Linked DNA regions of Homo sapiens: region 1 is linked to region 2. Evidence: read pairs that join two places in POLR2A ChIA-PET (ENCODE). Cell type or tissue: Panc1. All regions are shown on one strand. Links, peaks and the distances in the headings refer to the core of each region. The heading gives the core; the rest is flanking DNA. Region 1 has its middle 210 kb from the start of TFAP2A-AS2. Region 2 holds the start of LOC124900218 (a long non-coding RNA gene).

Evidence for each region. Peaks named below come from ENCODE experiments on the same cell type or tissue, not always from the same donor. Only the 100,000 strongest peaks of a DNase experiment are listed, where the experiment ranks them.
Region 1: POLR2A ChIA-PET joins it to region 2 with 21 read pairs; 2 of 35 experiments call an interaction of 5 or more read pairs at or near these places.

What each region holds. Positions count from the first base shown.
Region 1 is chr6:10,187,958-10,204,549 of GRCh38, forward strand. It overlaps the pseudogene OFCC1. Among named protein-coding and RNA genes, the nearest start is that of TFAP2A-AS2, 210 kb to the right of the region's middle. In Panc1, for the core only: no CTCF peak of the experiment used is centred there; no DNase peak of the experiment used is centred there; H3K27ac peaks cover 1,278 bases.
Region 2 is chr6:10,126,502-10,143,093 of GRCh38, forward strand. LOC124900218 (a long non-coding RNA gene) reads right to left here and starts at 14,183. Exons shown (of 5, transcript XR_007059909.1): 1 at 13,447-14,183. It overlaps LOC105374918 (a long non-coding RNA gene), which reads left to right and starts at 14,285. Exons shown (of 3, transcript XR_926456.3): 1 at 14,285-14,606; 2 at 15,120-15,215; 3 at 16,371-16,592. It also overlaps the pseudogene OFCC1. RefSeq lists an enhancer at 7,313-7,814. In Panc1, for the core only: no CTCF peak of the experiment used is centred there; no DNase peak of the experiment used is centred there; H3K27ac peaks cover 605 bases.

The DNA of each region.
Region 1 (16,592 bases), core at 4,523-12,522, 60 kb after region 2:
AAAGCACAATAAGCATTAAGTTTGAGGCACCAAGCAAAGAAATAATAACTTCTTTAATCCCAACCCTTATCTGTATTATCCATATAGCCACTGTGCTTGTTGTGACCTTTTTGTTATTATAATCAGCATGACCCCGACTGACACTCATTGAGCGTTTATTCTAGACAGACTATGTTATGCTAAGCACTTTACCTATTTAACTCAGTCTTCAGAAAATTGGGTTGTAATAGAGAATCTGACTGCATTTTTTTGATGTTTAAATAGTGATCCCTCATCCTCCCCTCGTGCCCCACACTTGGCAAACTGATAAGAAAGCCCGGGTGTTTCCTTCTGTGGCACCCATGGGTGATTCAAACCACACAAGCCTCCATCTATACACAGAAATTCTTACCCCCAGCCCCACTCTCTAATCACAATAAAAACCCCAAGATAGCCTCTTTTCTCTGTTTACTCAAGGCTCTCAGACCTGCTTGGAAAGCATGCCCTGCTCTTTCCAGAAAACTTCGTCATGTAAGTAATAAATCTTCTCAGACCCCCTGTGAGTGTGTCACATCCAAACCAAATTTTGGGTAGGGAATCCATCCTGACTCTGAAGGGTGCTTGGAGCCAGGATAGATATCATTACCCCCGCCCCCTTTAACCTAGAAATAAACAGGCATACAGCTTTACCCATGGTCACACAGGCAGTAAGTTCATCCAGTCAGCAGACTCTGAACCCCACACTGCGTTTTCTGCTGCCTGAATTACTATTAAGAGCCTTCCACCTGGTCTCCTTGCCTCTAACTTTTCCTCCCTGCAATCCCTTCTCCAAATGAAAAACAGGAACAACTCATACCTAAGTAGGTAATTTTCCTTTTTCCATGGCTGCTCATGGTTGTACAGAAGATAACTCTGGCCCAATCTACTTTTCTAGACTGATCTCACATGACACCTGCTCCACCTATGGGGAAGGTCTCTACAGGTCCCCAGGAAGCCTGTGCTCTGCTCTATATTTTCACTTAATCATCTTCTCCATATACTACATTATATAACATACAAATATTATCTATTATAATAATTATATGCTGTAATGCAATTATTTGTTCACATATCCATCTCTCCAACTAAACTCTGTGCTTCTAGTACAGTGCCTGACACACAGAGAGAAAAAACAGATCTGATGAATGAAATAAGTCAGCAGAATGGCGTTATTGGAGCTTGATGAGAATAAGTAGTTTTGTTCTAATCATTTTAGTAGCAACACTCACTCAAGAACATTGTATTGCATTTGTCCAATGTACTCACAAATTAATATATACTAGTTTATGATTTTAATTTTTTTATTTCCAGAGTCTCAAATTGTGCACTTGAATTTTGAAAGCATAATAAACCTCCAACTACTCTTTTTGCCTTCAATCCCTCCTTCCAATTCAAGCTATAAATTTTCACATAAAGGAAATTACTGTCTCTAGACAATTATCTGTTATCCATTTGGAAATGAAAGAGGTTGAGTAAATTTAGCCTTCCATCCATGCCCTCATTTAAGTCAGTAGATTCCATCTCCCCATCCAGCTACTCAGTGGTTTTATATACAAGTGTCACCACAAGAAACAGACAAATTAATGATTTTTCCATTATGAATTCCATAGGCTAACAGGTTTCCCTGAGAATGAAAATATGTCCCTTCTCTCAATATCATGTACATCATTATTCCACATACACTTTCAATTCTACTACTTTTATGGAGCATTAGATGAAGAATAAATTAAGTGCTTTGGAAAGAGTCAAAGCTCCCTTTCTTAGAAATGGAAAGATCTAATCCAGGTATCCCCAGTCACAAGATGTGGACCTTCTTGTTGTCTTTGAAGTCTTTCCTTGTTAAGCAGAATACCATGCACCAATATCAACCCTTGGGACCATGCATCAGTTATGAATCCCAGGGAAGGCCTCTAAACACCTCACCAATACCATCCACCAGCATCAATTCCAGAGAACTCTAAATACCTTGCCAATGTCTGCTAAGGTTTTTAGATCTGGCAAGAGGTTTTGCACAAACCCAGCTACCAGAGGTTTTACATAAACCCAACCTCCAACATATGAGTCTAGTGAGACAGAACACTTACACAAGAAGTCATGCAGAGCAACTTTATCACTCCCAGACAGGCAGCATGAATCAACAGAAGTCTCAAATCCACGGTGAGCTGGCTCCCCAGGGCTCAGGAAAACTGCCTAGGGAAGATGTAATCTTACTGGATTTTATACCCTGGGGGAACTCGGATTACTGAGCTGAAGCGTTGCAGGACCCCAAGGAAACAGATCACTGAGCTAAAGTGTTGCAAGACATCCTGTCCTAGGAAGGAATAGGACAAAGCTTGGGCTGTTGCAGAAATTTCCTCCTTATCTCAGGATACTGCATTCTCAGCACATTCTGCAATTATCCTGACAACTACAAACAGGAGATGGAAGAGCTGGTTCAGCCAAGGCCATTCAGGGACCTGTCATCCTGCATACCAGATTCATTTCTAATCAATTACAGATGCTTCCTTCCCTCTTTAATTTGCCATACTTTCCAACCTAAGAGAGGAAGACAGAATCCATGGTGTCCTCTTCCCTAGTCCTCCACTCAGAAGGTCCATTCATCACCCTCACCCTCCGAACTAAAAGCTTCAACGTCCAAGAAATATCACATATAGCATCAACATCTCTCCAGTAGGGGTTGAGGGCATTGAATAAACCCACTGAGAAATGCTGTGGCTACTTTCTCTGAAAGTACTTAACTCATATTATTGGCTAGACTATTGAAACAATTCAGTCAAATAATCATGTAAGTCCACCAAATAACTGATTTAAACCCCAGAATTTGCTCATTTAAATTTGCTGATTATTTTTTCATTATATGGATGGCAACTGTACCACTTAGTGCCAAAGGCAACATAATGGTGATAATGAAAATAGACACAGTTTTGCTTGATAATGTCTATGAACATATGAGATTGAGGATTTGTCTTAAATACTAAACCTCTCAGTGTATAGATAATAAAACTATTACCACAGATCAGTATCTTACCTAAAATTATAAAGTCATTCTTTTGCAAAACTGGCATAATTAGCTTCCCATTCAATTGTCTGTACAAGTAATTTAACTTCACAAGAAGTTTCTTTTATGGATTCTTATTAGATTTAAAACATCACATTGAGCTAAAACTCATAAATTCGTCTGAATAAGAATGTATTAATGCTGCCCTCAAAAGACTTCCAGTTAAACAGTCCAGTAATTAGACTGGAGGGAAGATTGAGAGAGAAAGTCCTGGCCATTTAAAGGTGAACTCTGCAAGCATGAATCAAAATCCTGTGTACATGGAACAACCAGGTAGGAAATTCGATGGTGCTAAGCTCCATTGGCTGAGTTGGATACAAAGGTCCAAGCTTCTAAAGAGTGTTGTTTTGGTGTCAGCATGGTACCATGTAGAGGATCTAGGACCAGCAAGGCATGTACATTTTCCATTTGGGCAGATATTACTTAATTTGAACATGGCAAATCTAGGCTTGGGAGTGTATGAAAACAAACAGAAATATGGAAAGCTTATTAAAACCTTCCTCCTTACTACCCATCTATTTTTGGGGGGACCTAATCTGGTAAATAAAAATAATATTGTCTGATTACACCTAGGAATATCTACGTGGGAAACTGGTGTATGAAGGAAATAAAATTATGTGTTGTGTGAAATTCAGAAGGCTTGTCATCGGATACAATGCAAAGCAAAGGTTAAGTATTATGTGCTTCTTTTTATGACAATGAAAATAAATAGAAAAGACAAAAAATTATTTCTAAAAGGTGAGATTTTAGGCTGGTCCAATTTCTGGACTTATGTAATCTTCCCACTAATAGTGTGTATCTGTACCCATTATACCTATTTTCTTATTTTAAATCAAATCTTAAAGGCAATCTCTCCAAGGACATACCAGAATAAAGGACACCTAAAGGACTTATCTTAAGACACTGACACATATTTGCATCACTGGTGGCAAAATGAGGCAGAAGTCTGATCTGAGAACACCTAAACGAAAAGTGTGAAATTATTCTTATACCAGGAGAAATATATCTTATAAAAACATATTGAAAAAGCCACTGAGCTGTATTAATATAGTTACGTGTGTGTGTGTATATCTATCTACAAATAGATAGATAGATAGATAGATATGTTTGTTGAGACTGAATTCTAGACTCTTCCTTTCATTGTACATGCAGGGCAATGTACAAATTCAATGTACAGTATCATACCGATATGGAAATAATTTCCATTTTGCCTGTTTACTTCTTTACTCTAAAATATGATGTAGGTGAGTACTTTGCAAAATGTGTTAGGATTTCTACTGAGATATCAAACAATTTCTCAAAGCAATGTCACCAATTAGTATTTTTAATTCAAAAAAAAAATGTGTGAGAAAACAAACGCTCTCTTGGCCTCATGTGTGAAAGAATGGAGAACATGGCCTTTGCATCTCTTCTCAGTCTTTGCAGAGCCCATGCTCCAATCCCAATGAAGCAATTGTGCCAAGTTGAATCCCCTACTTTGCCTGTAACTAGAAATAGCCAAGGAGTCCATTAGCATCCCCAAAGTAACTACAGCTGATCTAAATCATCCAAACTGATTCAGATTTTGAGGCCACAGGACCTATGAGATTTCTCGTGAATAGAGAAGAACTTTCAGTCATTCAGGGATTCTAAAGAGTAATCTCCACCTTTCCAACATAATTAGGAAGGAAACTGACCCACTATGCCAAATCAGCCTTGGGAAATAGTTGTCAGCACACAGCACAAAAATCGTCAAACTGAAGGACACTGTAACAATTGTTGAGTTCCGTCTTCTGAGAGATGCAGGCATTCCCTAGACGACATTCCCACCCAGGTGTTCTGGAGTCTGCTTCAGCATTTCCAACAATGAGTTATCTTAATATGATTTTTAATTTTTAGAAAGAGAATTACAGTACCCTCCATTTGTAATACACTTTGGAAAAATACTTTTCAGTGTGTTAATTTCAGACCCCAAGGAGTCCCTGAGGACCCTTCGGGGGTCTTGGAGTTTAAAGCTATTTTCATAATAAAATAAAGATACTATTTTCGTTTTTTAGTGTGTTGACATTTGCACTCATGGTGCAAAAGCAATGGGTCAAACTACTGGCCACTCAGCACAAATCAAGAAATGGTACTAAATTCAACTAGCAATCATTGTATTCTTCACTGCCAGCCACTGGTGGGTTGGGGCGAGGTGGGAGGGGGTGTTTTACTTACTGATGGCCCTGATGCGGCAGTAAAAATGAACTGACTAAATCTGAACACTTGCATATACATTTTAAAAATACTGTATTATATTTGAAGAAATGGGAGTCAGACATAAAGTGCGTCAGCTGCGTGACAAAGAATGATGCTTGACTTCTGGGATCATTTGAGTTGCAAGTCGCATTAGTCACTATTCTTCACAGAACATCATTGGTACTTGGAAGAATGACTGACAGCAGATCATGGTTATTCTGATTTGGTTACTTGGCAGAAACTTTTCAAAAAGTCAACCAAATAAATCTGTCAGGTCAAGGTAAACAACTGGCAATATTTGTTGCCAATGATAAAATTCAAGAAAAGCAGGAAATACACTAAACAAATTGGACTTCAGAACAAACAGAAATGCCTCTACTTGTGAAGACCATAAATTTCAGTAGCAAAATTTCGTACCAGAAGCTTTCTTACTAAAGGTAGACCTGCCCAAAGCATATGCATTAACCCAGAACATTTTGCAGTTTGCTCTGCTGTTAGCAAGATGTTCCCCTCACTACAGGTGACATGAGCAAGGAGTCCCCAGTTTTCTGGGCCTATTCAGAGGCCCATTTGGTGTGGCTAAGGATGCATCCAACAGAGCTTGGCAGAACCTTCCCTGCTTCTAGCCAGAGACGCTTCGACAGGTAACCCTCCTCAAAGCTGAGCTCAGCCCTGGCCTATTGAAAACAAAACAGGAGACCTTCTGCCTTATTTCATAACCATAACCATCCCATCCACCATGAAAGACCCAGTGCTGAAAATGCAGAAACTCCCCCAACTCCCTTCAGGTTTGTTTTTCCCATAGGATTTGTCATTTTATACTATGAATGTTAAAATTTGTTCCAAGGTTGGCTTCAATATGCAAGAAATAAGGCAGAAAAGAGATCAAAAGGAGATAAATCCTTTTAATCAAAAAATATTAACACCACAAAACAGCAGGGTTTATGTCGCTTGTGTTCTTTTGGTTTCTATGTGTTTGTTCTTTTTTATTTTGTTTTATTTTAATCTTCTGGCTCTTAAAGAAAAAAGAAACAGAAAATTACATAAACCAAAGAGAAGTTTAGAGATCCCTCATGAACAAAGATTGAATAATAATCTAATAGGACAAGTAAAGACAATTTAATAATAACTCATGGGTCTAGGTCACCAGTGCCCTGTAATGGAAGACACATGTATAATTTAAAATTTTCTCATAGCCACTTTTTAAAAAGTGAAATAAAACGGGTAAAATTAATTGTAATAATGTATTTTATTATTTTAATGTCATCAATATAAAAATATTAACTAGATATTTTACATTATTTGTTCATACTATATATTAGTTTCCTACACCTGCCAAAATAAAGTGGCATAGATTGAGTAGCACCAACAACGGAAATTTATTCTCTCAAAGTCTGGATGCTGGAAGTCCCAGATCTAGGTACCACTAGGGTTAAGTTCTTGTGAGGGCTCTCTTCCTGACTTCCAGACAGCCGCCTTCTTACAGTGTGCTCACATAGCAGAGAGAGAGCTCTCTGGTGTCTTTTCTTATAAAGGCACTATTCCTATGAGGATCCCACCCTTATAAACTCATTTAGGCTTAATTACTTTCTTACTTCAAACCTCCCATTGGGGTTTAGGGCTTCAGCATATGGATTTTGTGGGGTGGGGGGACACAATTCTATTTATAACATACTAAGTCTTTAAAATCTGATGTGTATTTTACACTTGCAGCACACCACAGCTTGGACTAAGCACATTTCAAATGTTCAATAGCCACAAGTGGATTCTGGCTGCTGTCTTAGACAGTCCTGACCTCAATAAATGGTTATTGGCTTCAGAAGTGAGAGCAACTCTGAAACTGAGAATTGCGGAGCTAGAGCCAAGAGCCTGATCTTTAGATAGAAGGCAGTTACCCTAGGAAGAAGCCTGGCCAGAAGCCAAGGTTCACCTGCAGGCAGCCAGGGAAACTGATGACACACTGCTTAGGGGAAAATAATTAGTCTTCAAAACCCAACTGTCAGTTTCCAAAGTTTGTGGACAAAATTGGCAGCCAAAGCTTAATGGAACATTTTTCCTCAGCTAAGAAAAGAGTAGCAAGATTTCTGGATGTGACTCGCTACAGGGTGTGTGCAGGTTCACCCCGCTCCCCGCTCAGCCACTGTAAGCTCCCGGGGGACTCCAGCCACAGGCATGGGCTTGGGATGGGGGAGGGTTCTCTAGTGACTTGCCTTTACAAGGGAATTGGTATGACTGGCATTCATCACTGGCAAGCATAAACAACATTAAAGCACACCAAATCCTGCCATGTTACCTTCTGTTCACCAAAACTGCAGGCAAACCAAAAACAAACAAACAAAAAAGATGTTGAAATAAGGAAACAATGCCTTAAGGAAAAAAATAATCCCTTGATTTTCACAACAAACAATAAAACAAACAATAAATAAATAACCTTCAAAGGTAAAAATTATTGTCCTTTTAAATATAAAATCACACCTGCAGCAAGAAAAACGCAAGTCATACATATAACAGATACCAAAACCCAAGAGAATCAAGAAAAACATTTCAGTTCAGAACATTGAGCAGTTGATACACTCTGTAAGAGTTCTCCATTTGATTAGTCATTTTTAATTCTACCTGTGGACTCTTAAAGGTGTTCTTTTCCCATAATGGTAATAGTAACTCTCAGGGACCCACCTAGGCTTTGACCTGCCAGAGGCAAAATTGTGACAGTGTCTTTGGCAGCTCCAACCTCTCCTTACTGGGACTCCAGCTCCCCTCTGTCCCACACACTTCTTAGCAGCTTCCCACTACTTTCCGGGCCTTTAGCTTTCACTATCCTAGAAGGGCAATCCAATAGGCACATTTGCCCATAAACTTAGCTGCAGTAGAATCTGTTCTTTGCCTGCTCTATAAACCTTCTCCTTTTTCCTGGTAGTAGCCTGCTTTCTCTGGAGAACTATCCCTTCCTCACTCTCTGCCTGCGGTTGAGGTGGAACTGACTCCACCTTCAGTATCCAGGGTGGACCCATGACTGGGCACCCAAGCCACGTGTTCCATCCGTTGGCCACAGTGACAGGTGAGGAAAGGGCATATAAACAAAGTCAACCAAGTAAGCAGTTCCCTCCGGAACTTCTCCAAAGGCCACAAGGAAAAACACTGCTCTCCTACTGGTGCTGCTGACAGAACCGTCTTGCCACCATCTGGGGACAAGACTGCCCAAATGAAGTGAGCAGAGGGAAAAACAGATTCCAGAGATGGGGAGATGTGTCCTCTTGACATCGCTCCAGTACCTGGTTCCAATGATCCAGGTTTCTGATTAAGCTGCTTTGAGCTGGGTTTTCTGTCACTTGCAACCAAGAGTCTTGACAAATAGAGCACTATACTAATTTAACCTCTTCAGAATAAACATCCCTCCTACTCCACCCCTCCCTCAACATCACCACCACTCCCAGAAGAGAACAAGGCTTAACAACAAAGGAAGAGATCCCCAGTGAGGGGATTTTAGGCACCTACGGCAAATTAATGAAGCTGATAGTTACAGGCAGGAAGTTTTTCCAGCATCCACACAGCTTCTAAAAACGTTACATAGTTAACAGCTCATACTGTTTCACTAAGGCCAATTCTGCTGTTTTGCATTCTTGGTCTACTGAGTTTTCCTTTAGTTATTTGAGCCCAGAGCCGAAAACATCTCAATAAGCCAGATGCTTTCCATTAGAACAGGCCAGGGTTGGGTTCTCACAACCGTGAGATGAAACAGCTATGTCTCCCTCCTACTGAATTATCCTCCCAACCATTGAAACCAGTCTCCTTTATTACAGCCTCCCTTTCATCCAATTATCCTTAGGCCAGAGTCACCTTTCTCTAACATTTATATACTCATGATTTTCCTGCTCAAAACTTTTTCATGGAATCAGAATAATGTTTAAAGTCCTTAGCATTGCCATCTCCTCTGTGAAGTCTTCCTAGACAACCCCTCTCCTCCACCACAGGATCCATACTTCTTTGGTGGCTTAGTATTTTATCTGTCAGTCTTCAATGATAGCTATTTGTGTGGCTATATTTTCTCCACCTGATTCTGTATTATAAATTCCTTGAGAATGGAGCTGTCTTATGCATCCTTTTTTCTTTTTTTCTTTTTTTTTTTTTTTTTTTTTTTTGTGAGGGGGAGTTTTGCTCTTGTTGCCCAGGCTGGAGCGCAATGGTGTGATCTCTGCTAACCGCAACCTCTGCCTCCCAGGTTCAAGCAATTCTTCTGCCTCAGCCTCCCGAGTAGCTGGGATTACAGGCATGCACCACTATGCCTAGATGAATTTTGTATTTTTTTATTTTTTTTAGTAGAGACATCGTTTCTCCATGTTGGTCAGGCTGGTCTCTAACTCCCGACTTCAAGTGATTCATCCGCCTTGGCCTCCCAAAGTGCTGGGTTTACAGACATGAACCACCATGCCTGGCCGTATGCATCTCTTAATTAAAAATTCCTGGCTGAGAAACAGACAAAAGCACTCGAGATGTGCATAGAATGCCTTGACCTCCACAAACTGGCACCAACCTACATTTCCACCACTCTACACACCCATCATTGTTCCTCTGTTCCAGCCATATAAGACAGCTTAGTTGGGGTCTCTTTGGATTTACTCAGACCAGCAGACATAATAACAGTTACCCTCTGGCTTCCCCACTGTCTATTATATACACTTTTTCCTAATATGTAGTGTCCGATTTGTAATAATTTCAACTTCATGATATCTCTTATTCATAATGTCCTTCTCTACCTCATTTCTCCTGGTGCACACATCTTCTCAGCTTCACTTTCCAAACCTAACTGCCGATTTTCTTCATTTCAGGATGCAATTTTTTAGGAATGAGACTCCAGCCAACCCAGTTCTTCCCTATTTGTGCAAAGCTTTCCAGGTCAGGACCCAGGCCAGCCATAGGTTGGCTGCTTTTGGATCAGCTGCTCCTCTCTGGTCCAACCAGCCTGGACAGTAGGGGCCACATGTCTGCCTTGGTCCATCCATATTATCGTGAGTGGGCTAGTCATCCTTAACTGAGGCCAGGGTTAGGTCAGGCACCCTACGATTGTCCAAACTGTGCCCCAAACACTATACCCACTGACACTGTTTAATCAATCATTCATTTGAAATGCCCTTCCACCCACTTTCTCCATTTGAAACTTCATCCTTAATAAAATCCAATTTAAATATTACCTACACTATGAGAACTTTCCCAAATCTCCGAATGGATATAAACCTCTCCTTTTTATGCAATCCCAAAGTACATGGTGCCTTTAATTTAGTATTATCACACTATCCTAGATGGTAAACATTTGGAGATGTTTCTTGGGTTTTTTTCTGGATTGTAGATTTCTTAAAGGCTAGGACCATAGCATTTATATTTTGTTTCCCACAGTATACCTCACAGAGAGCTTAAAAACAGTGATATTCAATAAAAAGTAAAATTAAATTAAATTCCAAATAGCTACTAAATTGTAAGAACAATTTTGGAGATGCAATATAGTTAGCTATTGCCCTCGACTTCTTTCCACTGAGTCCAAATTGTCCCTAAAATACACCCCATTTCTATCACACTGTGTGTTCTTTTGCAGCTTTCAAGTCCCTCTACTTCCTCCAGGATTCAGTCAGTTCTTTCCCAAATCCCTCAGGCTACTCTATCCTACTCTATCTAAAAGCCCCAACCACTATGCTTTGATTTCAGTTGGAACAACCTGGCTGTCAAGATCTCCAGGGCCTAGAGATCAGCTCATAGCCGTATCTATTTAAGCTTCCTTAGCAGCAAAATCCAGTGAGCCTCTGCTTTCTAAGTTCCTAAATTTGGACTTTTTGTTCAGAAAAACTTGTACATGTGATTTGCCACAGAGGCAAACTTAAAATAAAATGAACTTTTGCCTTTTCACAAAAATGTGAAATGGGCTTAACTTAGTCCAAAAACCAATAAATAGTTCTGTTTCTTTTTTTTTTTTTTTTTTTTCTTTTCTTTTTGAGACGGAGTCTCACTCTGTCGCCCAGGCCGGACTGCGGACTGCAGTGGCGCAATCTCCGCTCACTGCAAGCTCCGCTTCCCGGGTTCACGCCATTCTCCTGCCTCAGCCTCCCGAGTAGCTGGGACTACAGGCGCCTGCCACCGCGCCTGGCTAATTTTTTGTATTTTTAGTAGAGACGGGGTTTCACCTTGTTAGCCAGGATGGTCTCGATCTCCTGACCTCATGATCCACCCGCCTCGGCCTCCCAAAGTGCTGGGATTACAGGCGTGAGCCACCGCGCCCGGCCAGTTCTGTTTCTTATATGATAAAACATCCAGCACTTTGCATGACAAATCAGACAATCTGGAATTTGCTTTGAAGGCTAAACTTGTCTTAATAATTTTAAATTACTAAGCTGGAAAATAATACTCCCAATTGTTAAAAAATCTTAAAAGAGCCTCTACCATTAGACAGAGCTTTCATAAAACAGTAAAGTGTCCTCCAGTCTTCTAGATCTAGAAATGTCCACAATTCTTGATTATTCAAGAAACTAGGCTGGGTGCGGTGGCTCATGCCTGTAATCCCAGCACTTTGGGAGGCCGAGGCGGGCGGATCACCTGAGGTCAGGAGTTCAAGATCAGCCTGGCCAACGTGGCAAAACCCCATCTCTACTAAAAATACAGGTGGTGGGCACCTGTAATCCCAACTACTCAGGAGGCTAAGGCAGGAGAATCGCTTGAACCCGGGAGGTGGAGGTTGAGATGAGCCGAGATGGTGCCATTGCACTCTAGCCTGGGCAACAGTGCAAAACTCTGTCAAAAAAAAAAAAAAAAGAAAAGAAAAGAAAAAAGAAAAGAAACTATTATCTAACTTATGGATTTCCTGGTCTTCACTTTCATATTCTTTCTTCATGCTTGCTTTCTCTCTTTTAACCCCTCTGGCAAAGGCTGAGTAAAACAAAGTGAGATGAAAAATTAAATAAAAATTGAAAACATGCTGCATGATAGTCATTAGTTTCATTATGGACATTAATTCTTCCTTGGCCTTTTTCACTGAAAAAGTGCACTCCACGTAACACTTCCTGCTAAGATCATGCTATTCCACTGGGGCACACGATGTTACTGACCCACTCTGCTGACTCCATGTCTCAGCGACTCCATTCCCAAAGTGTTAATCAAGCATTCTGCCTCTTATTTTTAAAGTAAGCTTGGGTGGGAATGTGATTTCAACACAGTGGATGATAAAGAGCTATCAAGAATTCATGCTCGGGCATCTAATTTGCTTTTAACCTAAATGCCCTTCAATGGTAGACTGGATAAAGAAAATGTGGTACATATACACCATGGAATACTATGCAGCCATAAAAAAGGACGAGATCATGTCCTTTGCAGGAACATGGATGGAGCTGGAGGCCGTTACCCTTAGCAAACAAATACAGGAACAGAAAACCAAATACCACATGTTCTCACTTATAGGTGGGAACTGAATGATGAGAACACATGGACACGCAGAGGAGAACACCACCCTGGAGCCTATCAGAGGGTGGAGAGTGGAGGGTAGCAGGAGGGAGAGGATCGGAAACAATAGCTAATGGGTACTCAGCTTAATACCCAGGTAATGAAATAATCTGTGCAACAAACCCCTACCATACAAGTTTACCTATGTAAGAAACCTGCACATGTACCCCTGAACTTAAAATTAAATTTAAAACAAAATTCATGCCCTGGTTTTCCAGGCTATTTTTACCTTGGAAAATAGACTCAGTCATTTTTAAAAGACAAAAGTCCAACTGTTTGAAAAGCAAAGTCCATGCAAGAGAATGCAATGTTAAGTTCAGATACCTGAAAACTTCTACCTGAGGATTATTTTTTGAGACCTGCCACCTTTATGTGCAGCAGTCCTCAGCATCTCTTTTTATTTTTATTTTATTTTTTTTGAGATGGAGTCTGGCTCTGTCACCCAGGCTGGAGTGCAGTGGTGCGATCTTGGCTCACTGCAAGCTCCGCCTCCTGGGTTCACGCCATTCTCCTGCCTCAGCCTCCCAAGTAGCTGGGACTACAGGCGTCTGCCACCATGCCCGGCTAATTTTTTTGTATTTTTAGTAGAGACAGGGTTTCACCGTGTTTGGCAGGATGGTCTCGAACTCCTGACCTTGTGATCCACCCACTTTGGCCTCCCAAAGTGCTGGGATTACAGTCATGAGCCACTGCACCCGGCCCAGGTCTCAGCATCTCTTTAACATGTATAGAGGACCCCAAGAGCTTTTGTTTATGGAAATTATACCTATTGATATTTATCATATTAGAAATTAAAAGAGAAATTTTAAAACTGTTTCATCCATTAAATAACCCAAAATGACTATAGCGAATACATTACGTATTAACACAAATGACATATATTTTATTTTTAAAAATAACTATTTTCCAAAACCAAAGAAAATTTGCAGTGTCATTGTTTTACATTGTTTGCAAATCTTATATGATATCTTTATAAAATACCTTGCTTAATAGAAGACAGCTGGATTTTCCTGTCTGCCTCTGCATTTAATCTGTTGCGATGTGTTGTTTTGGCTGAAATAGCTGAAGAAAACTTGGCTTCATACAAATACAGCTGAAAAAAGAAGGACCTTGCCGACGCTCTGAAAGGCACATTTTGAGAACCACTGGGGTGGTGATATAGCTATGCATATGACACAGCTGTCATTGTGTAATTCAAATCCAGCTTTTGTGTTCTTACTTCAGCAGAGCTTCACTGATGGGCTTTGAAGGAGGCAATCCTGCATTTGAAAGCTGCCTCCATCCCTCTGGCTACGTGTTTTTGGACAGGATACTTTATTCCATCTGTAACTGAAGTCGTTGGGAGGATCTAAGAATGCCTGACATTCTTAGGTGATACAGTAGGCACTTCATAAATGCGCATTTTCTTTCTTTTTCTCTCACCTTTCTGTATGGTAGACACACCTGACAGCGGTAAGTTAACTTAAGCATATCCTAATAATGACCCTGCATGGCCAATGCAGTTGAATGTGTGTTCAGAGTTCCAAGCTAAGGAATTCGGGAGTGGCCAACACAGTTTCATTCCTTATCTATGAGGAACATCTAAGCCCCAGGGCCATCCCATCCCATAAAACATGGGTGTACAGGGGATGGAAGCCCTTTGTTTTGGGTTAAATGAAGGTTGCCAGGTGGTTGTTAGAGGGAGGGTGCTGAGTGAAAAATGCTGCATAAACCACATGCTCTTTGCAACCAGTTATGGTGCTGCCTAGGCTGCTGCTACTGGACTGTAGGTAAGGTGGTTCTCCTGTACAGTCAACACCACTGGACTGTAGGTAAGGCGGTTCTCCTGTACAGTCAACACCACTGGACTGTAGGTAAGGCGGTTCTCCTGTGCAGTCACCACAACTGGACTGTAGGTAAGGTGGTTCTCCTTACAGTTACCACCAATGGACTGTAGGTAAAGTGGTTCTCCTGTACAGTCACCATCACTGGACTGTAGGTAAAGTGGTTCTCCTGTACAGTCACCATCACTGGACTGTAGGTAAGGTGGTTCTCCTATACAGTCACCACCACTAGACTGTAGACAAGGCAGTTCTCCTGTACAGTCACCACCACTAGACTGTAGACAAGGCAGTTCTCCTGTACAGTCACCACCACTGGACTGTAGGTAGGGCGGTTCTCCTGTCCAGTCACCACCACTGGACTGTAGGTAGGGCAGTTCTCCTGTATAGTCTGCCACCACTGGACTGTAGGTAAGGCGGTTCTGTCTAGCCCACCACCACTGGACTGTAGGTAAGGTGGTTCTCCTGTCTAGCCAGCTGCCACTGGACCACCTTGTTTGTAAGTTTCCTGCTAATCAAACTCCATGTCTCGTTTGTTGGCTTTGGGTCTCTTCTTTGGCCTCTTCAACCTGGTGCCATCACTATTGAAGCTAATAGGGGTCTGACAGGACACATTCTGGGATGATTAATTTCATGTGTTAGCGTAACTAGACCACGGGATGCCCAGAGTCTGGTTAAACATTATTCTGGATGTGTCTGTTTGGGTGTTTCTGGGAGAGGTTAGCACTTGAATTGGTGGACTGAGTAAAGTAGATTGTCCTTCCCATTGTGGGTGGATTTCATTCAACCCATCAGGGCCTGAACAGAACAAAGAGACAAACAAAGGAGGAATTCTCTCTCTCTGCTAGACTGCTTCAGCTAGGACATTGGTCTTTTGCTGCCCTTGGTCTGGGACTTACACCATCAGCACTCCTGGTTCTCAGGCCTTTGGACTTGGACTGGAATTATATTAATACCGCCAGGTTTTCTGCATCCCCAGATTGCAGACAGCAGATCGTGGGACTTCTCAGTCTCCATAATTGCATGAGCCAATTCCTTGTAAACCTCATGTGATGGATAGATAGATAGATAGATAGATAGATAGATAGATAGATAGATCTATAGAGCATATCCTATTTGTTCTGTTTCTCTGCAGAATCATGATAAATATACCTTTTCTTTGCCTTTTTTCCTCTGCTAATGTTCTGATCACTAACAAAACACAACTCTTGTCATGGGTATTTGTTTAATAGCAGGCATTTGTGGTTTACTGCCCACTATCCACACCTGTTCCTTCTGGTTACAGAGCCGAGTTTTCAGTTCAGAAGTTTGGATGGTGTTGTCCCAGTTCCAACCAATAGACCATGATAGTCTTACTTTAGTCCAGATTGGCCATCTGCCTGGCAAGATGATTTCTTCAAGGATAACATAAACCCAGCCAAAGAAAAGTTACCACTCTTCTTTTGGACTTGGTAGTGGGAGGACAAGAGGCAGAGGGGTGTAGGTTGCTTCAGCCTTCTTGGCCTATGAAAGGAGTCACTGAGTGAAGGCAGCTGGCACCTACAGAAAGCGCAGACAAGACAGAAATCTCGTGGATATTGTTAGAGGTTTAAAGCAGGCTCTACCCCAAATCAGAGCTTCCATAGGCTTCCAGTTATGTGAGCCAACACACTGTTTCTGCCAAGTCTAGTTTGACTTAGGTTTTCTATGACTTTCATCATGCAGAATCCTAACTGATATACCCTCCGGTATGATTGTTTCAGTGGCATCTCCTAAACCTGGTACCTCAGTGAATAAACTTGAGCTGGAGCTGCGAGCCATCCAGCCACTACCAACACCCACACATGGAAAAAACCATGAGATGAGGAAGAGAGAATCCCATCCTAATGACATTGTTTGAGCTGCTAAATCCATCTTAGTGCTGCCCTGCACTCTCCAATTACGTGTATGCATATGCTGATTTGGGTTCATTTTTCTGTCACCTATAACCAAAAGATTTCTAACCAAGATATTGGCAATGC
Region 2 (16,592 bases), core at 5,753-13,752:
TGCATTATAGGAGCAATGAGCTACCAAGTCAAACAGCTGTACCAATGAAAGAGGTCTACGTCCAACTGCACCGCTTTCTTCTCACTACCACAGGAATACATTAGACTTGCATCACCTTCTGGCTTGTACCATTTAAAATAGTTTTTTTTCACCAGGAGTTCTGCCTCAAGTCTTTTGCCGACTCCAAGTCATCCCATCATCTCTAGATTATAACCCCTAAAGTGTAATACTGAATTAATGGCTCCCTTACACTCATTCACTCAAAACACCTTCGTGACACCAACTGGACTCCTCAAGACACTTTAATGGCACCTAAACAAGTATTTAAGGTCCACAATCAGCCAACTTAATTCTACATTTTCCGACTTTTCTCCATACCGTGCTGCCCTTTTCTTAACCCAGTGTTGAGTCAAACTAACTGCCCCACATGGGGAACCTATGTGGTACCTTCCCTCCTTCTTCTACCCTTACTGCTTCTTTCATTTCCACCTTCCTTTCCACCTTTCCTCACCAGTTGAAATCCTCATGATGCTTCAAAATTAATATTGTGAAGGATTGCCTGTTCGCTGGAGTTAGAAATAACTTTGCCTTCCTTTGAGCTTTCATAGCACACTGAATTTCTCTTTTCAGATTCACTCATTCATTACAGTTATTTATGTACATATCTATATTTTCCTATTATACATAGGTATGCTCCTCAGAGTCAACATATGCCCACCAGGAGATAATTCTCCATTAGTTTTATGCTTCTGCATATCTTCCAAGCAGAGGTTCTGGCTGCATTGGTTTCAGACTATCTTTTCAAGGATGTTTACAGAGCAAACAATCTTGGAAAACAGAGGTAATGTCTCCCTTCAGAGCAAAGGCAGGTCTGCTTATGGTTCACAGCAACAAAGATTATACCTTCCTTCAGGGCATAGGTCAGGCATGCTTACTGATTCTAATAAAACATCTAGTCTGTCTAAGCTCAGAGTTCCTTCCCCAAAGCACACCCTACTCCATGTGCAGATACCATCTAGCCCTCTTCACATCACACTTTGAGAAATGGCACTCAGGAAATCAGCACAAATGCAGATACTCTGGGTTTTGCTTCTGTAAATAATAAAGTCTTTTGTCTCTGATCCAGGAGTCTCATGTCTTCTGCCAGCACTCCTGAAACTGTGATAGAGAGACTCTAAAGAGGCCCCATGATTCCCACCTCCTGATATTCACGCCCTGGGTGACTAGCCTCCTGTTGAGTCTGAAAAGGAACTGTGACTTGTTTCTATCAGACAGCATATAGCAAAGGTTGTAGGATGTATGTGACTACATCTACATGATTGCATTATAGATCACTGTAACATCTGCCTTGCGAGGAGATTCTTTTTCCCCTTACTGGCCCTAAGGAAGCAAGTGGCTATGTTGGGAAGGCCAATGTGGCAAAGACCTTAAAGCAGTTTTTAGCCAAGAGCCATCAACAAACTGAAGCCCCAGTACACAGCCTGCAAAAAAAACTAAATTCTTCCAGCAAGTACGTGCACTTGGAAGCAGATCCTTGTCTAGTCAAGCCATAGATAAGAACCCAGTCCTGGCTAACATCTTGATTGCAGCCTTATTGAGGACCCAGCTAAGCCATGCTCGAATTCCTGACTTACAGAAACTATGAAATAATCGATGGGTATTATTTAAGCTGCTAAATGTTTCATAACATAGTTACTAAACAATACATAATTAATACAGAGGCAAACTTGGTAATTTTTTTGCAAGTAGGGTGAAATCTCAGATCCTTGATAGTTCTTAGCAGTTTTGGCAGCAAGGATGGTATGCTGACAGACACGTGGCTTTCAGGAAGGAGAAAGATAAGGGTCTTGTGGACTAATTAATGGACTTTGAGGGAAATCCATGGGAATTATCGGTAAACATGTTGACCACATTATATGGTTAAATGGGCAATAAGTGGTTCTCCATTTTATTGCCTGTTAATGAGGAGGAATTTTCCTTAATTCCCCAACTTAATGGGTTCAGGCCAAGTCCCAAGAAGCAGACTCAGACTGCTAGCTGGGCAGTACCCTGGTTGTTTCTAACTCTCCTCCAAGAAGGGGAACTTTCTCACCAATCCAGCAGCCAGCCTCAGGTCTATCCCATGGTAACAATTAATGGTAGATTTATCCTAGAGGAGGCAGAAGGTGCTGTCTTCTTTCAGACAACAGTTACAGAGACATCCATTTATAGTGTGTATACAAGGTGGGAAATTTTCAACAATCATGGGCAGACACTAACAGCATTGTGGTCCTACCTGCAAAACACCAGCTATCTCTTTAGGGAAAATTATACTCTTCAGTCCATTGCCTGAAACAAAACTGTTGTTCAATGGAACTCCTGAACCTGGGCCTGGACCTCGTTCACACATAGTTGAGCTGAATTGAAACCAACAGTGTCTGTTGAGTCGCTGCAGCTGTCTAGCCTTAGTGACAGCTATGCGCAACCAAAAATGCAGATGTCTGCTCAAATCAGTGAGTAGAACTCAAGTCCATTCTCACTGTTCTGCCCACTATTCCCCTCAATAAACTATGTTAAATTTTGACCGGCTTTTGGACTAGGACCAATGGTCTAATTGTTTGGTCTGCCACTTGAAAACTGTAGGCTGGCAGATTAAAGATACCCTTATTTTGCTTCATGAAATGAAAAAAAAAAAATTACTGCTGCTAATGAAATCTTCTGGGTTACTCACACAGGAGTCCAGGGTAAAGGCCTATTCTGTGATGGAACTAGCTGGAGTCAAATTGCTGATTGAGTCTGTACCACCTGGACTGCCACTGGTGCCGTCTGGCTCTGTCCTTATACCGAATACGGCAACACATGCCCCAGCATAGACTAAGTAAGAAGTAAAGGACTATATGTTTTTTGATGCTGAGTTATCATGACAAGCCAGACTTCTGACTCTTGCCAAGTCAACCCATTTATTTTACAGTGAGTGAGGCAACATAACACAGGGTATGGCTCCCATCCACTCCTGGAAAATAGAGCACATCAGACTTTTAATCCCTTCTCAGAGCTATCAGTGGTACCTCACTGCTACTGACATTTTGGGGGGATTATGGTGTTACTTTTCCAGTCTGATCAGCAGAATCTAGCCATAATATTGTGGCTCTTAAAACTAAAAGGAGTCACAGTGTTTTTGGTTCTCTGGAGCATTTGCATTCTAATATGCCTTTATTACCAAAGCCACTCAACAAGCTAATAGTCAAGATAGTCTTGAAAATAATAGAGCAATCATCCAGCAATTAGTTGAACTTAACAGGTGAGTATCGTCAAAGGAAGAGGCTCTCAAAAATAGGCCAAAACCACTGTCAGTGCAGGGTAACTGTGGGCATACCCAAGGCTGTGTTCACTGAGGATAAATGTCAGAGGGGTTATATTGCAGGAAGAAATAGACTCCATAAAAAATAGTCCAGCCAATCACTTAAAAAATAAACAAGAAAACAAAAATAACAAGCCCAGGGGAGAGAGGGAAGGATAGAGCACCAGCATCCACAGCTGCTATATTATCAAAAGTGCTTGGTGTCTAACAAAAAAATTACAAGATATACAAAGAAACAGGAAGGTAGTAGGCCAGGAAAAAGCAGACAACAGAAGTTGCTTGTGAAAGAAACTAGATATTGGATCTAACAGAAAAAGCATTCAAGGTAGCCATTATAAGTATACTCAAATACCTAAAGGAAATCATAATTAAAGACATGAAAGAATGATTACAATGGACATTTATGGACGATGTCATATGAAATAGAGAATACCAGTAAAGAGGTAGAAACTATGTATATATTTTAAAAGCCAAATGGAAATTCTGAAGTTGAAAATACAGTAACTAAGATTTAAAATCACCAAAGGGGTTTAAGAGTAGATCTGAGAAGCAAAAGAAAGAATTAACAAACATGAAGATCTATCAGTAGATGGTATGAAATCCAAATAATTTAAAAAAAAAAAAAAAAAAAGAGGCTGGGCTCAGTGGCTCACACCTGTAATCCCAGCATTTTGGGAGGCCAAGGTGGGCAGATTGCCTGAGATCAGGTGTTCAAGACCAGTCTGGCCAACATGGTGAAACCCCATCTCTACTAAAAATCTTTACAAAAAATTTAGCCAGACGTGGTGGTGTGCACCTGTAATCACAGCTACTCGGGAAGCTGAGGTAGGGGAATTGCTTGAACCAGGGATGTGGAGGTTGCAGTGAGCTGAGATCACACCACTGCACTCCAGCCTGGGCGACAGCTGAAATCACGCCACTGCACTCCAGCCTGGGCGACAGAGTGAGACTCCATCTCAAAAAAAAAAAAAAATTAGAAAAATAAAGATAGACTTAGAGAGCTGTAAGACACTACTAAGCACATCTACATGTCCATACTGGGAGTACCAGAAGGAGAGAGAGAAAAAGAAATTAGTAGAAAAAATAGGGGAATAAATAATGACTGACAACTTACAAAATGTATTGAAAAGCAATAATCTACACATCTAGGAAACTCAACAACCTCCAAGTTGAATAAACACAAAGAGATTCAGAAGCAGTCTCATCATAGCAAAAATACTGAAAATCAAAGACAAGGAGAAACTCTTAAAAGCATTTAAAGAAAAACAATTTGTCACTTACATATAAGCCCCAATAAGATTAACAACTGACTCATCAGCGGAAGCAATGGAAACCATAGGATAATATATTCAAAGTGTTCAAGGAAAAAACTATGCAGCAAGTTACTCTTCAAAACTGAAAGAAAACTGAAAACATTCCCAGATAAATAAAAACTAAAAAAACAGTTGTTGCTAACAGATCTGCTATATAAGAAATACTAAAAGAAGTTCATCAGGCTGATATGACCACAGATAGTAATTAGAATCCATACAAAAAAAAAAAGAGCACTGGTAAAGACAATCGTGTAATCAAAATACCCATATAAATGCATATTTATTCTACTTTCTTCTCTTATTTTAAAAACAAGTATACAGAACACTATGTATATAATGTGTTATTGAGCCTATAACATATAGAAATGCAATATAGTTGCCAAAAACAGCACAAAGGAAATAGATAGGAACAAAGCTGTATTGGGCTAAGAAAATGGCTCCAGACGATAACTCAAATTCAGAATAACAAATGAAGAGGACCAGAAACAATAAATACAAAGCTAATATAATAAAAGCTGTAAATATAAACTTGCCTTCTTTTCTTCTCTTAGCTCCTTTGAAAGACAAAATTATACAAAGTAATAATTATAGCAATCCTTTTGAATTTGTAACTTGTATGGATTTAATAATTATAACAATACCACAAAAAGAGGGAAAAGAAAAATAGATGTAATATATATAACAAAATACCATAAGAAGAATAAAAAGGAATACTTCTATGTCTCACTTGAATTAATTTAGTATAAATCTGAAGCTGATTGTGATAAGATCTATATTGTAAGCAAGAATAACCATTAAAAATTTTCAAAAATAATTAGTAAAAAAAATTCTTAAAGAAATTAAAATGCTACATTAGAAAATATTAGCTTAATGCAAAAGAAAGCAGTAAAGGAAAAATAGTGGAACAAAAAGACATAAAATATAAAAATTAAAATTAAAATGGCAGATGTAAACCCAACTGTAATTGAAAATAACAGTAAATGTGAATGAATTAAACAGTCCAATCAAAAGACAGAGATTGTCAGACTGGGTTAAAAAAAAATATGATTCAACTATATGCTGTCTAAGGGAGACATACTTTTAATTGAAATACATAGATGGAAAATAAAAAGACTTTTTTAAAAAGGACATACCATGCAAACAGCTACTACAAAAAAGCTGGAGTAAATGGCTATAATAATTTCAGACAAAACGTACTTAAAACGTACAATGTTGCTAGATATAAAAATGGACAATTTATCATGATAAAGTGGTCAATCCATCTGGGAGATATAACCATCATAAACATATATGCATGTAATAACAGAGCACCAAAATATTTAAAACCAAAGCTGACTGAAATGAAGAGAGGAATAGACAATGCAACAATAAGAATTGGAAACTATAACATCCCACATTCAACAATTGATAGAACAACTAAGTAGGTCAACAAGGAAACAGAAGACCTGAACAACACTGTAAGCCTAGTGAACTATAAACATTATAAACTAGACCTAGAAGACATTTATAAGATATTTCACCCAACAAAAGCAGAATATACGTTGTTCTTAAGCCCACATATAACATTTTCTAGAAAAGTCTGTTAGGCAATAAATCAAATCTCAATAAATTTTTAAAAACAGAAATAATACAAAGCATGTTCTCTGACCACAATGGAATTATATAAGACATTAATAACAGAAAAAAACAGGAAACTCACAAATATGGGAAAATTAAACAATACACTCCTAAATGACCAATGGATCAAAAAAGAAATTAAAAGGAAAATAAGAAAAATTTTGAGTGAATGAAAATGAAGATAGAACATACCAAAATATATGAGATACAGCAAAACAGTGCTTGGAGGAAAACTGACAACTGCAAATGAAAGGAAGAAAGATTTCAAGTCAATAACCCAAACTTACATCTTAAGATAGACATTTGAAAATGAAGAAAAAAAGAACTAAAGTTAAAGCAAGCAGAAGCAAAAATAAAACAAAAAATGAAGATTAGAGCAGAAACTAATAAAATATAGAATAGAAAAATAATAGAGAAAATCAATGAAATCAAAAGTTGGTAGCTTTTAAAAAAACAAAATTGATAAATATTCATCTAAATTGATCAAGAAAAAAGAGAGAAATCGCAGATTACTAGGATCAGAAATGAAAAAGACATCACTACTGACCTTATTATAAAATAATACTATGAACAATGATACACTAAATTAGATAACTTTGATTAAATGGACAAATTCCTATAAAGGCACAAACCACCAAAATTGACACAAGAGGAAATACACAATCTGAATAGATCTATAACAAGTATAGAGATTGAATTACAGTTATGCATCACTTAACTATGGGGATATGTTCTGACAAATGTGTTTAGGCAGTTTTGTTGTTGTTGTGCAAACATAATAGAGTGTACTTATACAAACCTAGATGGTATAGCTAACTATACACCTGTATGGCCTCAGTGTGATTGCTCCTAGGTTTAGATTGTTCCTAGGCTGCAAACCTGTCCAGCATGTTACTGTACTGAATATTGTAGGCAACTGTAACATAATGGTAAGTATTTGTACATGTAAACACATCTAAACATATTCGAAGTACTATAAAATATGGCATTATAATTTTATGAGACCACTATCATGTGGCCCGTCATTAACAAAAATATTATTATGCTGTGCATGACTGTAGTAATTTTTAAAACTATCCATGAAGAAAAGCCCAGGTCCAGATGGATTCATCACTGAATTGTACCAAACATTTAACAAAGAATTAATGCCAGTTCTTCACAAACTCTTCCAAAATATAAAAGAAAGCCTTCCAGAGCCAAGATGGCCAAATAGGAACAGCTCCTGTCTATAGCTCCCAGCGTGAGCGACACAGAAGATGGGTGATTTCTGCATTTCCAACTGAGGTACCGGGTTCATCTCACTGAGGAGTGCCAGACAGTAGGCGCAGGACGGTGGGTGCAGCGCACTGTGCAAGAGCCGAAGCAGGGCGAGGCATCGCCTCACCCGGGAAGTGCAAGGGGTCAGGGAATTCCCTTTCCTAGTCAAAGAAAGGGGTGACAGACGGCACTGGAAAATCGAGTCACTCCCACCCTAATACTGCGCTTTTCCAACGGGCTTAAAAAACAGCACACCAGGAGATTATATCCCTCACCTGTCTCGGAGGGTCCTACGCCCACGGAGTCTCGCTCATTGCTAGCACAGCAGTCCGAGATCAAACAGCAAGGCGGCAGCGAGGGGGGAGGGGCGCCCACCATTGCCCAGGCTTGCTTAGGTAAACAAAGCAGCCGGGAAGCTCGAACTGGGTGGAGCCCACCACAGCTCATGGAGGCCTGCCTGCCTCTGTAGGCTCCACCTCTGGGGACAGGGCACAGACAAACAAAAAGACAGCAGTAACCTCTGCAGACTTAAATGTCCCTCTCTGACAGCTTTGAAGAGAGCAGGAAACAACAGGTGCTGGAGAGGATGTGGAGAAATAGGAACACTTTTACACTGTTGGTGGGAGTGTAAACTAGTTCATCCATTGTGGAAGACAATGCAACGATTCCTCAGGGATCTAGAACTAGAAATACCATTTGACCCAGCCATCCCATTACTGGGTATATACCCAAAGGACTATAAATCATGCTGCTATAAAGACACATGCACATGTATGTTTATTGCAGCACTATTCACAATAGCAAAGACTTGGAACCAACCTAAATGTCCAATAATGATAGACTGGATTAAGAAAATGTGGCACATATACACCATGGAATATATGCAGCCATAAAAAATGATGAGTTCATGTCCTTTGTAGGGACATGGATGAAACTGGAAACCATCATTCTCAGCAAACTATCGCAAGGACAAAAAACCAAACACTGCATGTTCTCACTCGTAGGTGGGAATTTAACAATGAGAACACATGGACACAGGAAGGGGAACATCACACACCAGGTACTATTGTGGGGTGGGGGGCGGCGGGAGGGATAGCATTAGGAGATATACCTAATGCTAAATGACGAGTTAATAGGTGCAGCACACCAACATGGCACATGTATACATATGTAACAAACCTGCACATTGTGCACATGTACCCTAAAACTTAAAGTATAATAATAATAAAATTTTTAAAAAAAGAAAGCACTTCCAAACTCACTCTGAGACCAGCATTACCAATTCCAAAACTGAAAAAGCTATCAGAAAACGAGAAAACTAAAGGCCAATATCTCCTTTGAATATGGACACAAAATCTCCAGCAAAACACTGGCAAACCGAATACAGCAACATATAAAAAGAATCATACACCATAATCAATTAAGTGGAATTTGTCCTAAGGATGCAAGGTTGTTTAACATCTGAAAATCAATTAATATAACATACCCTATCAATGGAAAAAAATTATATGATCGTCTCAGTAAATACACAAAAAGCATTAGACAAAATCTAATGGCCTTTTATGATTAAAAACACTTCACAAACTGTAAAGAGAAGAAAACTTCTTGAACTTGGTAAAAGGCATCTATGAAAAACTTGGAGTTAACATTATACTTAATGGTGAAAGACTGGATGCTTTCCCCTAAAGATAAGGAAAAAGACAAGGATGTCAAGTCTCACCTCTTCTATTCAACATTATACTAGCAGTCAAGCCAGGGCAATTATGCAGGAAAAATAAATAAAAAGCATTCAGATTGGAAATGAAGAAGTGAAATTATCTCTATTCACAGATGACATACTTATATATAGAAAATTCTACAGAATCATATTGAAATTATTAAAACTAATAAATCAATTTGGCAAGGTTGCAGGATACAACATCAACATACAAAAATAAATTGTATTTCAATATGATTGCAATGAACAATCCATAAATGAAACTGAGAAAACAACTCTTGTTAGACATGGTGGCTCACGCCTGTAATCCCAGCACTTTGGAAGGCGGAGGCAGGCCGATCACCTGAAGTCAGGAGTTTGAGACCAGCCTGGCCAACATAGTGAAACCCCGTCTCTACTAAAAACACAAAAACTAGCCGGGGATGGTGGCAGACACCTGTACTCCCAGCTACTGGGGAGGCTGAGGCAGGAGAATTGCTTGAACCCAGGAGGCAGAGGTTGCAGTAAGCTGAGATTACACCACTGCACTCCAGCCTGGGTGACAGAGTGAGACACCATCTCGGGAAAAAAAAAAGAAAGAAAACATTTCTTGTTTTAAGAACATCGAAAATATATATATTTAAGAATAAATTTAACAAAATATATGCAAAACTTATGCTTTGAAAGGCCAGGGTTGGCTGTGCGCAGTGGCTCACGCCTGTAATCCCACTTTTTGGGAGGCCAAGGCAGGCAGATGACGAGGTCAGGAGATCGAGACCATCCTGGATAACACGGTGAAACAACATCTCTACTAAAAATACAAAAAATTAGCCAGGCTTGGTGGCGGGCGCCTGTAGTCCCAGCTACTCGGGAGGCTGAGGAAGGAGAATGGCATGAACCCAGGAGGTAGAGCTTGCGGTGAGATGAGATCGCGCCCCTGCACTCCAGCCTGGGCGACAGAGCGAGACTCAGTCTCAAAAAAAAAAAAAAAAGAAAGGCCAGGGTTGTTATGGATAGTACAACTGCCCCAAGCTTCCTTTTTGCAGGCCAGGACAAGTCTGTGCAATCACTAATACATCCTGCTGCATCTGGATGAATGCCTTGGACTGAGGAGAAAAGCCACTGTGGAAACTAAAGGAGAATACTACCTGGCTATAAGATAGATCTGGATGATTCATTGAACTTGTTCAGCTTATGGAATCCGGAACCCTTTAAGTCACGGTGAGGTTAATACTGCAGGATGGCCTCATCCTGCTGCTTGAAGTCCTGTTGATAATAATTTTAATTAAATACTATATGAGGTAAATTGAATGGATTTGGCCCCAGCCTCTATTGGTCAGATTGACCAGAGCAGCAGATGGAGTGGCATACTCATGCCTAAATTTGCCAGAAGCAGGGGTGTAGAAACAAGGGAGATTGTTTCTACAAGTGGAGATTTTAAAAACATCTTCCACAGGTCTCTCATGTTCCTGCACCTGACTGTCTTTGTTCCGGGATGTATAGCAAACAGTTTTGGAAGATAGTGTCTCCTTTTGGAGTCTGGGGCTTATGGTCCAGTATAATAAGGATAATTTCTCCCTCCAAGATAAAGAGCAGGCATATTCACTGCTTGTTATAGAAGATCCAGGTTTCCTAAATTCAGGGTTCTTCTACAATGCAACTCTCTTCACGTGCAGGGTCACCTGGCCCTCTTCATGTTGCACTGTGAGAGTTATGGTTCAGGGAACCAAGGCAAATTCTGGCTACTGTCATTGCTGTGACTAATAAAATCCTTTGTTTCTGACCCAAGAATCTCATGTCTTCTACCAACATCTATGAAACTGTGGTAGGCTCGCCTGTTTACAGTTAACACTTTGCTTACAGGCCCTTTACAGTTCTTGACTGTGCCTATGACTTACTCATCTTTGTATACTTCATTCCATCTGTACTAAATGAGTATATAAATGAATTTTTATTTGAGCCATGTAAAAACACCCCAAAACATACAGCCGGTCCACAGATCAACTTCATGCCTCTTATGAGATATACAGTATCAGGGTATAAAATACATGACCGAGTATAATTCATAGATGAACAAAAGACCGTTTCCAAGCTATTTATACAAATAAGTCCACAACATAGCAGTTCTATTCATTTCAGCTATCATGAAAATTTCCCCAATCCCCACAGCCAAATTGATTGTGGCTTGATCTGTATAAATCTCTTATACTGCTAAAAATTAATCCATTAATGTCCAGCACAGTTCATCTTCTGCACATCAAAAATTCTCATTCTCATTTTTCCTCTCCCTCTCTCTCTCTGACACACACACACACACACACACACACACACACACACACACACCCCTTAGCAATGAAAAGTTTTTCTTTATATTCTTAAGATTCTCAGCACACTAAGAAAAAACAGCAATAAAGATGTCTGGGTCCTGAGTTAAAAATTCAGCAGAATACCTCCAACAACAACTAAATTGAATATATATACACAAAACAAGTCACATTAAGAGTAAAAACAAGATCTCTTTATCCCATATAAATATCTGCCTCCACACTATTCACAATAGTGAAGACTTGGAACCAACCCGAACGTCCATCAATGATAGACTGGATTAAGAAAATGTGGCACATATACACCATGGAATTCTATGCAGCCATAAAAAAGGATGAGTTCATGTCCTTTGTAGGGACATGGATGAAGCTGGAAACCATTATTCTGAGCAAACTATCACAAGGACACTACATGTTCTCACTCATAGGTGGGAACTGAACAATGAGAACACTTGGACACAGGGTGGGGAACATCACACACTGGGGCATGTCATGGGGTGGGGTGCTGGGGGGGGTGCGGATAGCATTAGGATATATACCTAATGTAAATGACGAGTTAACGGGTGCAGCACACCAACATGGCACATGTATGCATATGTAACAAACCTGCACGTTGTGCACATGTACCCTAGAAATTAAAGTATAATAAAAAATAAATAAATAAATAAATAAGTATCTGCCTCCTAAGATAAAATGCTCCTTGACTTCAACACCTTATAGAGGAATGAGAAAGGGAACATGTTCTCTATTTTTAAGAAGACTTTTTAAAGCTTTCATTTAATTAGCCAGGCGTGGTGGCAGGTGCCTGTAGTCCCAGCTACTCGGGAAGCTGAGGCAGGAGAATCGCTTGAACCCGGGAAGCAGAGGTTGCAGTCAGCCGAGACTGCACCACTGCACTCCAGCCTGGGCAACAGAGCAAGACTCTGTCTAAAAAAAAAAAAAAAGCTTTCATTTAAAAAGCAATTATCAGTGGACCAAAATAGATTTATAAAGATGATTCATCTCAGTTAAGCTTCAGTCAGATAAGCATCCTCAAGTCCCAGACCTGTGTGCTATGATTCAGTGTGAAATGGCTTGAGATAGACAGGGCTGGGCTGAGGCTACAGTCAATAGGGAGCCATCTCATGGAGACTCGGGCAGGAAGCCATGACTGTGGTTAATTCAATGGTGGGTTCCTTTTACATGTAAGCGAAACCTGAGAGTTCTTCTTCCTTCCTTTTAAAATTTGTCATTGAGAAGTTCCATTTTTAATTATTCTTTCACATTTAGCACCTTTGCAGATTTAGGATCTGCAAAAGTACATTAGGCTCAGCAGCATTTGGGGTGCCATGCAACTAGCTCTTATGCTACATTCCAGTTTTTCAGAATGAAGTAAAATAGAACCAAGATCCTCCCTCTGCCTTGCTCACTGATAACCCTCCTGGGCTTGGGGTGAGAGAAGAGACGTCGCCACAGTCAAATCACATCGCTCTCAGGGAAGCAGCCAGCGTTCTTTCAGACATTCATGAATGGCCCTTTTCTCCCTTTCCCTTTCCTTTTGTGCCCAGACTTTCTGTGTCAAGAACCTGAGAGCTGTTCAGAAGGGAAGAAAGGACATAGAGGTGCTCTCGCATTTCTTCCCAGAGGTGCTGAAATTAACCCCTTATCTGTCCTGGGCAAGCATCCTGAGGTTTCCTTAATTAACATTTGTCAGACTCTTTCAAAGGAAAGGTACCAGGTGATGATTACAGTAGCTTGTCTCACCCTCTTTGGCTGGTAAATTAGCTTAGAACTTTCTCATGAAACTTGGGGTATCAAGCAACTCTCCTTAAAAGGAACTAATCCCCTTTCCAATGATTTCCAATTCTAGGGTCTATAGGAAGCAGATACAATGAAAATTTGAGGCAAAAATGTACTCACTATTCAAACTTGATTATAGTGACATCGTTTTCATACTTCAAAATCAAATTCCCAAATTCTGCCCTGCAAATCCTTCCCACTTTTTCACTGTTACTTTGTTTCTATTTGGACTATTCCCATTTCCATGAGGAATACTGGCTCAGAAATAAAACATACACTATAATTTGGCTTTTGGGTTCCAGCTTTAAGACATGTATGAGCATCGTGTTGTTACTGTTAACTTACAATTGAGGATGCTTCTCTCACACTTGTTGATTTTACTAACGTGTGTGAGGGTGCCTGTGAAATCAGCATTCCAGCACCAACCATTTGTTACCAGAAAACTAATAATCAAATCAAGTAAGTGAATCACTGAGCCCCAGAGCCTGCCTCATTCTTTTGCAATAAGGATCGCACCTCATTTCCTTCTGGAACTTGATTACAACAAACAAAGATTCAAAAAGGGCTGAGGCCTAAAGATCACCCTAAACAACTTGGAGAGCTCAACATTGTGAAGCTCAGCTACCAATATGTTGCTGTTAACTCAAAGAATGGAAAAGGAGATGGAAGTTTTAAGGTTCCCCAGACTTGCAGAAATCTGTACAAACCAGCCTAAAGAACTAAGAAAAGAAAAAGCTTTTTTAGTCCTCTGACGTCTACTTGGAAGTTTTCACATACTGTAGTTAAGACCAAAGAACAAGTCTTGGGCCCGTCTAACCCTGACCAAAATTGATTTTCTGTCCAGTAACTGCCCGAGTTCTAGGTTAGTTCATGCCCTATCTGACAAAGCGCCTTCGCTAAATACGCTACAGTAGCCCACAGGGATCTTTTTTAAGGTTTCCCCAAGAGTGACTTTTTATTCCCCTCCTATCTTCCCTAGAATTTTCTTTTGTTTGAAACCGCAACCTCAGTTTTTTAAAATTCCATGAATGAAAAACCATGAATATTTTAGAAAACATTCAGGTTATAGAAGTGGCCACATTTGTTGATTTCTTAAATAAAGCTGAAGTTCTCTGTCCGTTGCTATATGGTAAGCCCTAGGGCTCAATTCAGATAAGTGTACTGTGTTTCACTGCCAAAAAAAACATCCGTTTTCTTCTACAGTCACCATAAACCAACAACCCTAGAAAAACCTGCTTTGTTGTCCTGAAGGAGCTGTTATTGTTCAGAATATTTTACATGTAAGTGAAACCTGAGAGTTCTTCTTCCTTCCTTTTATAATTTGTCATTGGGAACTTCCATTTTTATTTATTCTTTCACATTTAGCACCTGAATACTTATGGGATCTGCAAAAGTACATATTGAAATATGCAAATGGTATATAGCATGTGAGTGTCAGATTCACGGAAATTAAATCAAATACAGGGGAGAGAAAAGAAACAGAGTGCATTAAAGCTAACTTTATGGTCCCAAGCTGTAGACAAATTGTGGTCTGTGGTAGTTAAACAACAGCTGTTCGAATTTAAAATAAAATTATGATAAGGATCCCCAGAAGATAACACTTCTTGAGGTAACAGCATTTACCTCAATGCATCTGTTAGCAAATAGCACTGACGAGCGTTGATGTGAAGGTTTATTCCCATTTCTTTTCCTATGGTCGTTCTGTCATTCCCATTTCTGGTAGATAGTTACTCTTACTGAGTGAAATTTATGTTTCGTTTCCCAGCATAACCTTTTCTTCCATGTCTGCTCAGGTGAATTTCTGCTCCAGCTGGCTGGGGACCATCATGACAAGGGAATGTGATCAAGAAGACAAACACATAGATATCATGAAGAAAAGAAAACGGAAGGTGGGTACTCCTTTAGTTGGGGTTCATTTATTCAAACTAAGTCTTCCTTAAACTCTTAGTGAATAGCAATTCTTTAAGAGCTTCACACCCAATAAAATTTAAACTTTTATGTAGTATTTTCTTCATTTATTGTGCAAGAGCTTTACTGCAGACACGTAGGAAACCACCCAGCTGGAATTTGTAAGAGCAGTGACTGCTGTTTCCCTCAATACCTCAAATCTGTGTGTGCTCATTTCAAGCCTATCTGCTTATTTTCTCTCTCTCTCCTGACTCACTCCATCTCTTGCTCTCTCTAGATCCTGATCTCTGTCCCCTCTCATCACTGTCATCACCATCACATCCACCAAAATGCACATTGGTAGCAAATAGACTATATTCCTAAAAATAAATCTCTCAACCTATATGTTTTTGGTAAATAAAACAATTTATCCAAGCCAAGAGAATGCATACATTTGTTAAACAATTTATACTTTATCTGAAACATGATATTTGTTCATATACTTAAGGATGTTTAAGGAAATAATTTGGAACTGAAAACTTTCCCACAAAGCTGTGTGTATATAGAGAGATAAAATCTACATGTAGAAGCAGCCTCTTTGCATGCCCCAGTGCCAAGAAAAATCGTAATGGAGGGTTTTCAGATACAAATTAAATTTTGAAGCACTTTGCATTTTTTTTATTTTTATTTTTTTGAGACCCAGGCTGGAGTGCAGTGGCACAATCTCGGCTCACTGCAACCTCCGCCTCCTGGGTTCAAGTGATTCTCCTGCCTCAGCCTCCCGAGTAGCTGTGATTACAGGTAGCTGCCACCATGCCTGGCTAATTTTTGTATCTTTAGTAGAGATGGGGTTTTGTCATGTTGGCCAGGCTGGTCTCAAGGTCTGACCTCAGGTGATCCGCCCACCTTGGCCTCCCAAAGTGCTGGGATTATAGGCATGAGCCACCACGCCCAGCCTACATTTTTAAAAATGAGCCAAAAACAGGAGTTAATAAGGAATTATTGTTATTAAGATATGTTAACTTTTAAAATAAAACTGACATTGTAAAATTTGTCAGTGAACTGGAATATTATAGTTTGGGTTGTTTATGATTTTAACATTTTCAATAATATAAAAATTATTTGTTAATAATTTTATAACTTGCTTGCTTTTTCAGATACCAATATACTTTATTCTGAGCCAAGGCAAAGTCCATCTGACAACAGCAGATTGGACAATAACTGAAAATGTAGTCTGTAAGGAAGCTTAATAATAAGATATACATCTCTTTATATTTCACTAAATGGCTAAAGAATGCGGAAAACTTATGTTTATACAAAAACCAGCAGACTGACATTTATAGCAGCTTTATCCATAACTGTCAACATTTGGAAGCAAC